Linked DNA regions of Homo sapiens: region 2 is linked to region 1. A link is an interaction called in ENCODE POLR2A ChIA-PET data of the cell type or tissue named here. Cell type or tissue: CD4-positive, alpha-beta T cell. All regions are shown on one strand. Links, peaks and the distances in the headings refer to the core of each region. The heading gives the core; the rest is flanking DNA.

The links. Peaks named below come from ENCODE experiments on the same cell type or tissue, not always from the same donor. Only the 100,000 strongest peaks of a DNase experiment are listed, where the experiment ranks them.
Region 2: POLR2A ChIA-PET joins it to region 1 with 6 read pairs; 24 of 35 experiments call an interaction of 5 or more read pairs at or near these places.

What each region holds. Positions count from the first base shown.
Region 1 is chr9:79,581,337-79,585,733 of GRCh38, reverse strand. All of the region lies in intron 4 of TLE4 (TLE family member 4, transcriptional corepressor), which reads right to left. Among named protein-coding and RNA genes, the nearest start is that of TLE4, 12 kb to the right of the region's middle. RefSeq lists a silencer at 1,664-1,763. In CD4-positive, alpha-beta T cell, for the core only: no CTCF peak of the experiment used is centred there; DNase peaks (open chromatin) are centred at 1,643 and 3,693; H3K4me3 peaks cover 568 bases; H3K27ac peaks cover 1,759 bases.
Region 2 is chr9:79,636,690-79,641,086 of GRCh38, reverse strand. All of the region lies in intron 6 of TLE4 (TLE family member 4, transcriptional corepressor), which reads right to left. Among named protein-coding and RNA genes, the nearest start is that of TLE4, 67 kb to the right of the region's middle. In CD4-positive, alpha-beta T cell, for the core only: no CTCF peak of the experiment used is centred there; no DNase peak of the experiment used is centred there.

The DNA.
Region 1 (4,397 bases), core at 119-4,118:
GGGTAACTTTGGATTTTAAAAATTCTGAAAATAAGTGCTAAAAGAGACTTTCTAAGACTGAAAAAAAAAAATTCAATTTCTGTTCACTGGATCACAGCAACAAACCAAACTGAAATGGTCATTTTAACCAAAAGAGCTAAAAGAGATCTGGGCGTTCACTTACGCCCTAAGTTAAAGATGAGAAAAGCATGGCCCTTAAAGGTACGGTACTCAGCAATATCACAAAGCTGGTGACTAGCAAGGCCAGAACTAGAATCTGAGGCTCCGGAATCAGTCAAGCATTTGGGGGAAGGTAGTAAGTATGCTGATGGTGGAGTATTCCAAACATATCAACTGGAATAAGGCAGAAATATCTGTCATACCAGCGTTCTGACCTTGAGTCAAACCCAAGATCTATTTTACCGGCTAGCTGATTTCAAGCAAGCTATTTAAGCTCTCTGTGTCTCAGCCCCAACATACGTAAAATGGAAATAATACTACTACTATAATCTCATAAGATTGTTGTAAGAATAAGTGAAATATTATCGACACTATAAGCAATCTAAAATTGCTTACTGTTATGATTACTATTCTTTCAACAACGTTATACTATCTCTACTAATAAAAAAAATTAAGACATTTTCAAAATTCCTTGTCCCTTGAAAAGAACTAAAACCTTGCATTTTTTACTGATTTGCAGGGAAGTTAGCTAAACACACAATATAGTCAAGATCGATATTGCTCCACATTCATTCAAACCACAGGTACACAGACCTATTAATAGTAAAAGAATTATTCAGATAAACACTGACTAGTGATACAGTGACGTTCAAACTGAATTTTAAATTCTGTTTGGAATGATTCATGTTTTCATCTTTAAAAAGGCAGACTCAACATACTAAAATACATACATTCTACTTTAGCTATACTAACTTGTTCCTCAAAGGCACAGCAAGTTCGGTTGCTTTTGCTTCCTCTTTCCAAGTGTCACTTTTCCACAAACTAGTAGACAACACAGACCTAAGTATGCCTGAGATTCAGTATTTGTTATCTATCTTGCAACCTAATATACCCTTAAAAATATTAAATCACACATATTCTTGGCTAGCTCTAACTGCTATTCTCTCATTCACCAAATATTTTATTGCGCACCAGCATCTACTATGCGATAGGCACAGGGCTCAACACCGGGTACACAGCAGTAAACAATAAAAGCTCCTGTTTTCATGGAGCTTACAATCTAGCACGAGAGAGAGACAGGAAATAAACAGGTAAGTATCTAACACAGTGTGTTTGCATGGTACAGTTCAGGAATGCCAGATAGCCAGTTTTATCAAGCACTTTTCTAAAAGTGGACCTTGGCTTTATATTTCAATATTGCTGATCCTAGACTCCCTTTGGGCAGGGCAGAGGCAATGAGAGGGTAGAAGGGAGGGGAGGGAGGAGCTGTCCTCAAACACAAACACAGATCAGATCTCTCACTAGAGATGACGGTGTAACACTCTTGGACTGCCAGTAGCATCACCATGCTCCTCATGTTGCAGAAAGCCAAACACATCATAGAAACAAGCATGTTATTTGCTGTTTGGAAACAGCATGGTCAGCGAAGGGAGCCCTGGAAGGGAAGTCAAGAAACCTACTATTTCCTCTTCTGCCAGTGACTCTCACTATGCAACCTCAGGCGCATTCGCTGACCTGCGTGAACTCTGGTATCTCCACCCCCGTGCTGATCCTCCCTGACTGTGACACTGGGCTAGTCTCTTAAGCCCTTAAGCCTCAGTGTTATCTATTAAAGGAGGCCAGTAGAATGACACTGCTTGGCAAACTGTTGGGTACTCCACTGACAGAAGCTATTTAAATAAATACATGGATCCAAGCTTGCTACCTGCTTCACAGAACATAAGGAACATTAAAGAGAACATATAAAATGCCTTAAGCTCTCTGTAAAGAAAGGGTGTTACAGAGTACTAGTGCTTATAATTTCTACTATGACTATTCTTTCCAGTTATATTTTCTTGCAGTTTCAAATTCAATAACCAAAATCATCCACAGACCTTCAGAAACAGAATACATAGTTCGAAAATAAGGACAGAACCCAAATTACAATAATAATAATAATAATAATGAGTTAAATAAGCCTGCTAAGAAATGAAAAAGCCAATATCCCCCCTCCTCCTTCCCCAACCTCTCACTTTGCCTAGGTTGCTGCAAGCAACAGGGCCCTGCAGAGGTCCCAAGCACACCACAGCCAGCCCAGGTTGGGGATAGAGTATTGTCTCGCACCGGGAGAGAAGTTATCCTTTCATTCCGTGAAACGCAGAAGCTGCCTCCACCATACAATTCTTGAAATGTGTGTGGGCAAATCCTCAAAAGAGATGACAGTGCGATCCACTCACCAGAGGACAGAGTACCTAAGGGGTATCCCAGAGTACTTCTCTTCTGCTTATTTGATGAACCAGCTAAGAAAATCCACACCCTGCCCATGTGTCACCCCTGGATGGAATAAGGGTTACACGTGCAGCTCTCCAGGGATAAGTTTTGGGTCAATGATATAGAAATAGCAACAGCCTGGCATAAATGCTGGGTAAGTTCCAATGAAAAGAGAGAGGGTATATAGATTTGTGGTGATGAATGCCAGCTAAATCCCTCTCCATAGATAGAAAACAACTACCACTGAGAGCTATTACTAAGGCAAAGACAAAACAGCTCTAACTCTTGCTTCTGACTAAAACTTCTGAGGCCCTTCCTCTTTAGAGTAATAATTTCATAAACTGTTCGCAGTATACTTACTTTGAACAAGTCCTAAGCCTTGCAAACTGTCATTATCAGTGTAAATACTCCATTGCCCATGCGTAAATGTGCTGCCCCCCTGCTTCTCTCCAACAGCCCAGCTTACAAAACTGGTAATAACTTAGCTAGTATAGGACCACTGAACCTACCACCATTGCTGGAACGCTGGAGTCATTTTAAGAGGGTGTGTAGAGGGATCAAGAAAGTGCCTTCTAGAACTCACATCCCTGTCCCTCTTTTCTCTAGCCACCAAATACATTATTGCTGTCCAGAAGTGGTAAACCAAACCATCGAATCACATCAAAGGCAAAAAAAAAAAAAAAAAGCCACATTAAAAACAAACACAAATAACTTATAAATGCATTTTTTAAACATTTAATTCCCAACTGGTTTCCTCTACCTATCTTATAACACAAGAAAAAAAAGAAGAAATAAAAAAGATGTATTCTAGGAAAGCAAAGATTAAATGAAGAATGTGAAGAACAATGGGCTGGTGCTTGTATTGTCTCCTTCACCAGTGCTGCAACAGCACCTAGAGATGTAGCTCATTAGTCCGGTCCATCATTCCTACACAGATCAAAGTGATATATACCTAGATACAAAGAACTTTGCCCATCAAAATAATAAATACAAATAAATAATATCCAGCAGGGATTAAGGGGCAGTGAAAAGGAACTATCCTTTTGTTTGAATGCTGCAAAGAAATTCTTTTAACAGTAAAAGCAAAACATCTGCCTTCATTTAAAACTGAGTTGTGTGATTTCCTGCATCGACGAACCTCTTTCTAAACTACAAAGAGGCTACAAAACATCACATTTTCCCCTCCCAGCTTCCCCCTTCAAAAGCCCACAAGATGGTGATTAACAAACAGCCCCTTGTCTGTAGGCACTCTCATAAGCCACAGGAAAAGATAAAAGTTAAAGAGAAGAACAAGTTTGTAAACAAATGAGAAATAGGTTGCCTAGGGAGGAAGCAAATTCCATCTTGATAAGCAAGCAGCTTCCCTAGCCCACATGTGGGAGATTCCGAGTGAAAGCAACCTCACCCTCTCACCCACTGAAAGCAGTCTGCAAGCAGAGGGCAGGCTGAGCCATCCATGGACTCTAGGCAGTTGCAGAGAATCCCCCAACTCAAGAGGTTCTGCGTATGAGCCTAAAGTTCAGGGACTCTCTATTTCAGGAATGAACTGGGGCCTGAATCTCTAACCCATAGCAAACCCATCTCCCAGGAGATATCCTCCCACATAAATTTATTTGAAGTCCTGAATCCACCAACTATTAGCTGTATCACCTTGTGCAGAGCTGACCCTGTTTAATCAACTTTTGATTGGATATAATCCCTGTCTTAGGATCATTATGAGAACTAACGATAAGAATTTTGGCAGTGTGCCCAGACCAGTGGTAAGCGCAAGCCAGATATATAATAAATGTTTACTTCTATTGAAAGGAAATTCCAATTTCACTCAAGAATCACTGCCTTAGGTGAAAAATCCAGATATCCTCCTATGGTATCTCTAGAAAGACAAAAGAATCCATCATGGGAGAAGGAAAAAGGGAACTCCCCACAGTATTCGGAAAACACACACCCTAAAACATACACACACTGTAACAGGTTAAATTTCATCCTCC
Region 2 (4,397 bases), core at 168-4,167, 55 kb before region 1:
GACTTCTGCATATGGTGACATGTATGTATCCAATTCTTTTCCACAAGAATAACCAGGTAGCCCCACAGTAATATTTACTAGCTTCCATCTTTCTCCCCACTGATCTGCTTGTCCATTCTGACATATACAAGTGAATCTATTTCTTAGTATTTTATTCTATTTCACTGGCCTATATAAAGAAGACCACCAAGTATTTTAAGCTTGAGTGTGTAAACCAGCTTAAACTGGCCTTTATAAAGACTAGTAAGTATTTTAAGCTAGAATATTAAAAAATAATAATTTTCTGAATCTGAGAGTGGCAAGAATGAAGGGCAGGAGACCGGCTAGTAGGTAATGCAGGGGGTTCAAACAAGAAAATAATGAATGATAACTTCAGTTAGGGTTGTGGCAGTACAGGTTGCAAAGAACAGAAGGAGCTGAGTGTTACTTTGAAGACAGAACTAGAAAGACCTGGTTATGGAAGACGGCAGAGTGAGACTAAGTGGAGGAATTCAGGACACCCTGGAAATTTGGAACATAAGTAACTAGGTAGATAGTTGTACCATTTACTCAGATGGGGCAGAAGAGAGAAGGAATGGCCATATGAATAGAATTTTGTCTTATAGCTTTTTTCAGATTAGAAACTTATATGTTAAATGAAGATAGGCGGAGTGAAAAAAAAAATTAAAAGCCACACATAATCCTACCAGCCAAAGAAAACTAGTAATATCATGGTGGGCCTATCCAGTATTTTTTGAATTCATGTTAGCATTTTTAACAAAAGTAACTCAAACTATCTTGTGGTTTAACCTGTTTCTTCGTTTCCTGTTTACCATGTATTAAGAACATTTTTCCACATCCTTAATACACCTTGACTACATCATTTCTAACAGCTACATGGTATGCCATTGTATTCATATGGCCATTCCTTCTCTCTTCTGCCCCATCTGAGTAAATGGTACAACTATCTACCTAGTTACTTATGTTCCAAATTTCCAGGGTGTCCTGAATTCCTCCACTTAGTCTCACTCTGCCGTCTTCCATAACCAGGTCTTTCTAGTTCTGTCTTCAAAGTAACACTCAACTCCTTCTGTTCTTTGCAACCTGTACTGCCATACCTGAGTTCACTTAAGTAGTTCCCCAGTGTTGGGTGTTCAGGTTGTTCCCAGTATTTTGATATACATAAGTCATGACATTAACATAGAAATATATATGTATCTATCTATAGTCATACACCACTTAACTATAGGGATATTCTGAGAAATGAGTCTTTAGGCAATTTTATTACTGTGCAATTATAGAGTATATTTATCTAGATGGTATAACCTACTACACACATAAGCTATGCAATATGGCCTATTAATCCTAGGCTACAAACCTGAACAGCATGTTACTGCACTGAATATTGTAGGCAATTGTGTCAAAATGGTATTTGTGTATCTAAACACAGAAGAGGTATAGTAAAAATACAGTATAAAAGATAAAAAATGGTACACCTATATAAAGCACTTATCATAAATGAAACTGGCAAGACTGGAATTTGCTCTGAATGAGTCAGTGGTGAGTAAATGTGAAGGCCTAGGACATTAATGAACACCACTACAGACTTTATAATTACTCTACACTGCTACAAAAAAATTATTTAAAAAGTAATTTGCTGTGGTGTTACGACAGCTACAATGTCACTAGGCAATAAAATATTTTCAGCTCCATTATAATCTTATGGGACCATTGTCATATATGTGGTCTGTCCTTGACTGAAACATTATTATATGGCATGTAACTATATATTTGAGTTAAGATAGTTCCTCTGCAAGGTATAGAATACCCAAAAATGGCCTGAATTTTTTTTAAAGGAATTTTTATTTCTCACACTACAAGTCCAGGGATGGATAGATGACCTAACATTATCAGGGCTCTGGGTCCCTGATTCATGTGGCATCCCTCAAATCCCATCCCCTCCCATCACAAGATGGCTGCCACAGCTCCACACATTACCTCATGCCTTCACATAACCATATTAAAATGCAGAAGGGAGGATAATTCTCTCTCCATGGGTTTCTGTTAAGAAGAAAACCACATCTTTTTATATCTCGCTGACCTGGATAGGGTCACTTGCCCACAGTTCTTCTGTAAGGAAGCCTGCAAAGAGCTCCTGGAATGCTTTAGCCTTGATAGCAGAGGGTAGCCTCTGCCTGCAAGGGAGAACCAACAAACAACAAAGCCTGCCTCGACATCTATCTTTGCTCAGAGGCCATTCTGAAGCTATTAGCTGAAAGAAACCCAAGAACAACCTCTGAGCTTTCAATCCAAGTAGATCTCAACTTAAACTGTTTTTTCCTCTCAACTGTTTCTTCTCCCAGATATTAATTTGTGCAGAGCTGTGTCTACAAATTGCTTTGAGTCAACCCAGAAACACTCTAGGGAAATAAAGAAAAAAAGCAACATTACTGCCACTTTGCTTCGGGACCATAGTGGCACTGCCCTTGATGGTCACAGAAAACAATCTGAGCAAAGATAAACTCTCACCATTTTTATGAATCTACCAAGAAAAAAAAAAAAGCATGAGAATCACAAGGGTCAGACTAGCTATAGAGCTGCCTTAAAAAGGATTCAAGAATGTACCATTCTGAGTTTTTCTTAAGAGGTTGGGGTCAAAGGCACAGTTAGCTCTAACTATTTAGTCAAAACCATTTTTTTAAGTTTGCAATATTACTCTATCTCATGAAATAATTGTTATTCACAAGTCAGGCATACAAGGTTTTCTCAAGATAGAGAAATAGAAGCAGAGAAGTATAGAGCTTATCACAAAGCAATGAAGTAATTTCAAAGATAGAACTCCCCACAACATAATGGCAATCCCTGTAAGTTCTAACTTGTTTATATCTCCTGACTAGCCACTGGCCTGGTGGGGGCCCCTTTATGGTCTTCACCACCAGTCATGTCCCCTGCCTCACCTACTGCTGCCTGCAACTAGAGTACCAACAATAGTTCTTAATCAAGAAACCCTCCTACAAAAGTAAACTCCTGATTTCCAAGTTTCTGAACAACCATCCTAGAATGTGTCCCCACGCTGCTACGGGCAAATATTTTTTGTCTACATGCACCCCACATGATATTTTGCTATTTCATATCAGGATTTTGCACAATCCTATTCTACTAAGGCATGGATTCAAACTTGTTTGTGTCACAGGACCCTTTGTGAACACTCTCCTCCAAAAACTATACATACTCCTCTCCTACCAACCCCAAACACACACACACACACACAGGCAATTCTGCAAGCAATTCAGGCATTTAATTGACAGCCCAATGCCCAAGCATGAAATTCCAGAAGATCCAAGGACACTGGGTTAAAACACCTGCCTTAACAGCTGTGTTTATAACAACTTTCAGTTCTTGTTCATAAGAGTAAGATACAACAGACAGGAAGCAACAACGTATGAGTCAAGAGTATCCAACTGACCTGTGGAACTAATATAATTCAGACAATTTAGACTAACCACTTAGTATGTGGACCCAGCATACCCAGTTTCCATTTTCCTTCCAACACTGAGCTCTGGCTGGACAATCCTATCAGTGGATCTCAAGATAAAGAGATTATTGATGACAGTGTGAAAGAAAGAACAGAGTCAAGAGAACAAATAAGAGACAAGTGTAGCATAATGGTTAAATGTGTGAGTTCTGAAGTCAGCTGGAGTTTGGATCCCAGTCCTGCCACTCCTCTTTTGTGTGGCCTTCAGAAAATGACTTACCTCTTCAAAGCCCTTGGTTTCATTATTTGTAAAGCTGGAACAGTATTTCCTTCCACATGAGGTTGATGTGAAGATTAAACAAAGTAATGCATGTAAATGCTTAACACAGAGCGAATATTCAATAACATCTACTATATTTAGTTACCTTTTTCAGGAAAAGAATACAAGCCTAGGGAGGTGATAAACCTAGAAAAATAACTATGACACAAAAGGACCCCAAGTTTTAAAATAAAAATTCCATTAACGTCAAAATAAATAGGCCAGCTCCAGCCTTGCATTCTACAGATGAAAAAACCTAAATGAAATTCCTAATATCATACTATAAGTGAAACCCAGAACTGTATATTTTCTACCAGTCCATGCGCTTCCTTTTCTATCTTGGCTCAAAATTGTACGGAGAATATCCAAATGAGAAAATATCCCAGAGCATAGTATTTAACAAACATCTATGGAAAATTATTATGAACAAATTACTGCAAATTTATTGAACAAATAGTTACTGAATATTTATCATACAAATACGTATTGAAAATTATGAGATACCTATCGCTCTAGGCTTCATGGCTACAAAAGTGAATGAGATTTCACTAGCTAGTCAAGGGAAAGTGATGCATAACAAATCAATGGTAAGTGCAATGACGACAATAAAACAGGTTAATGGGA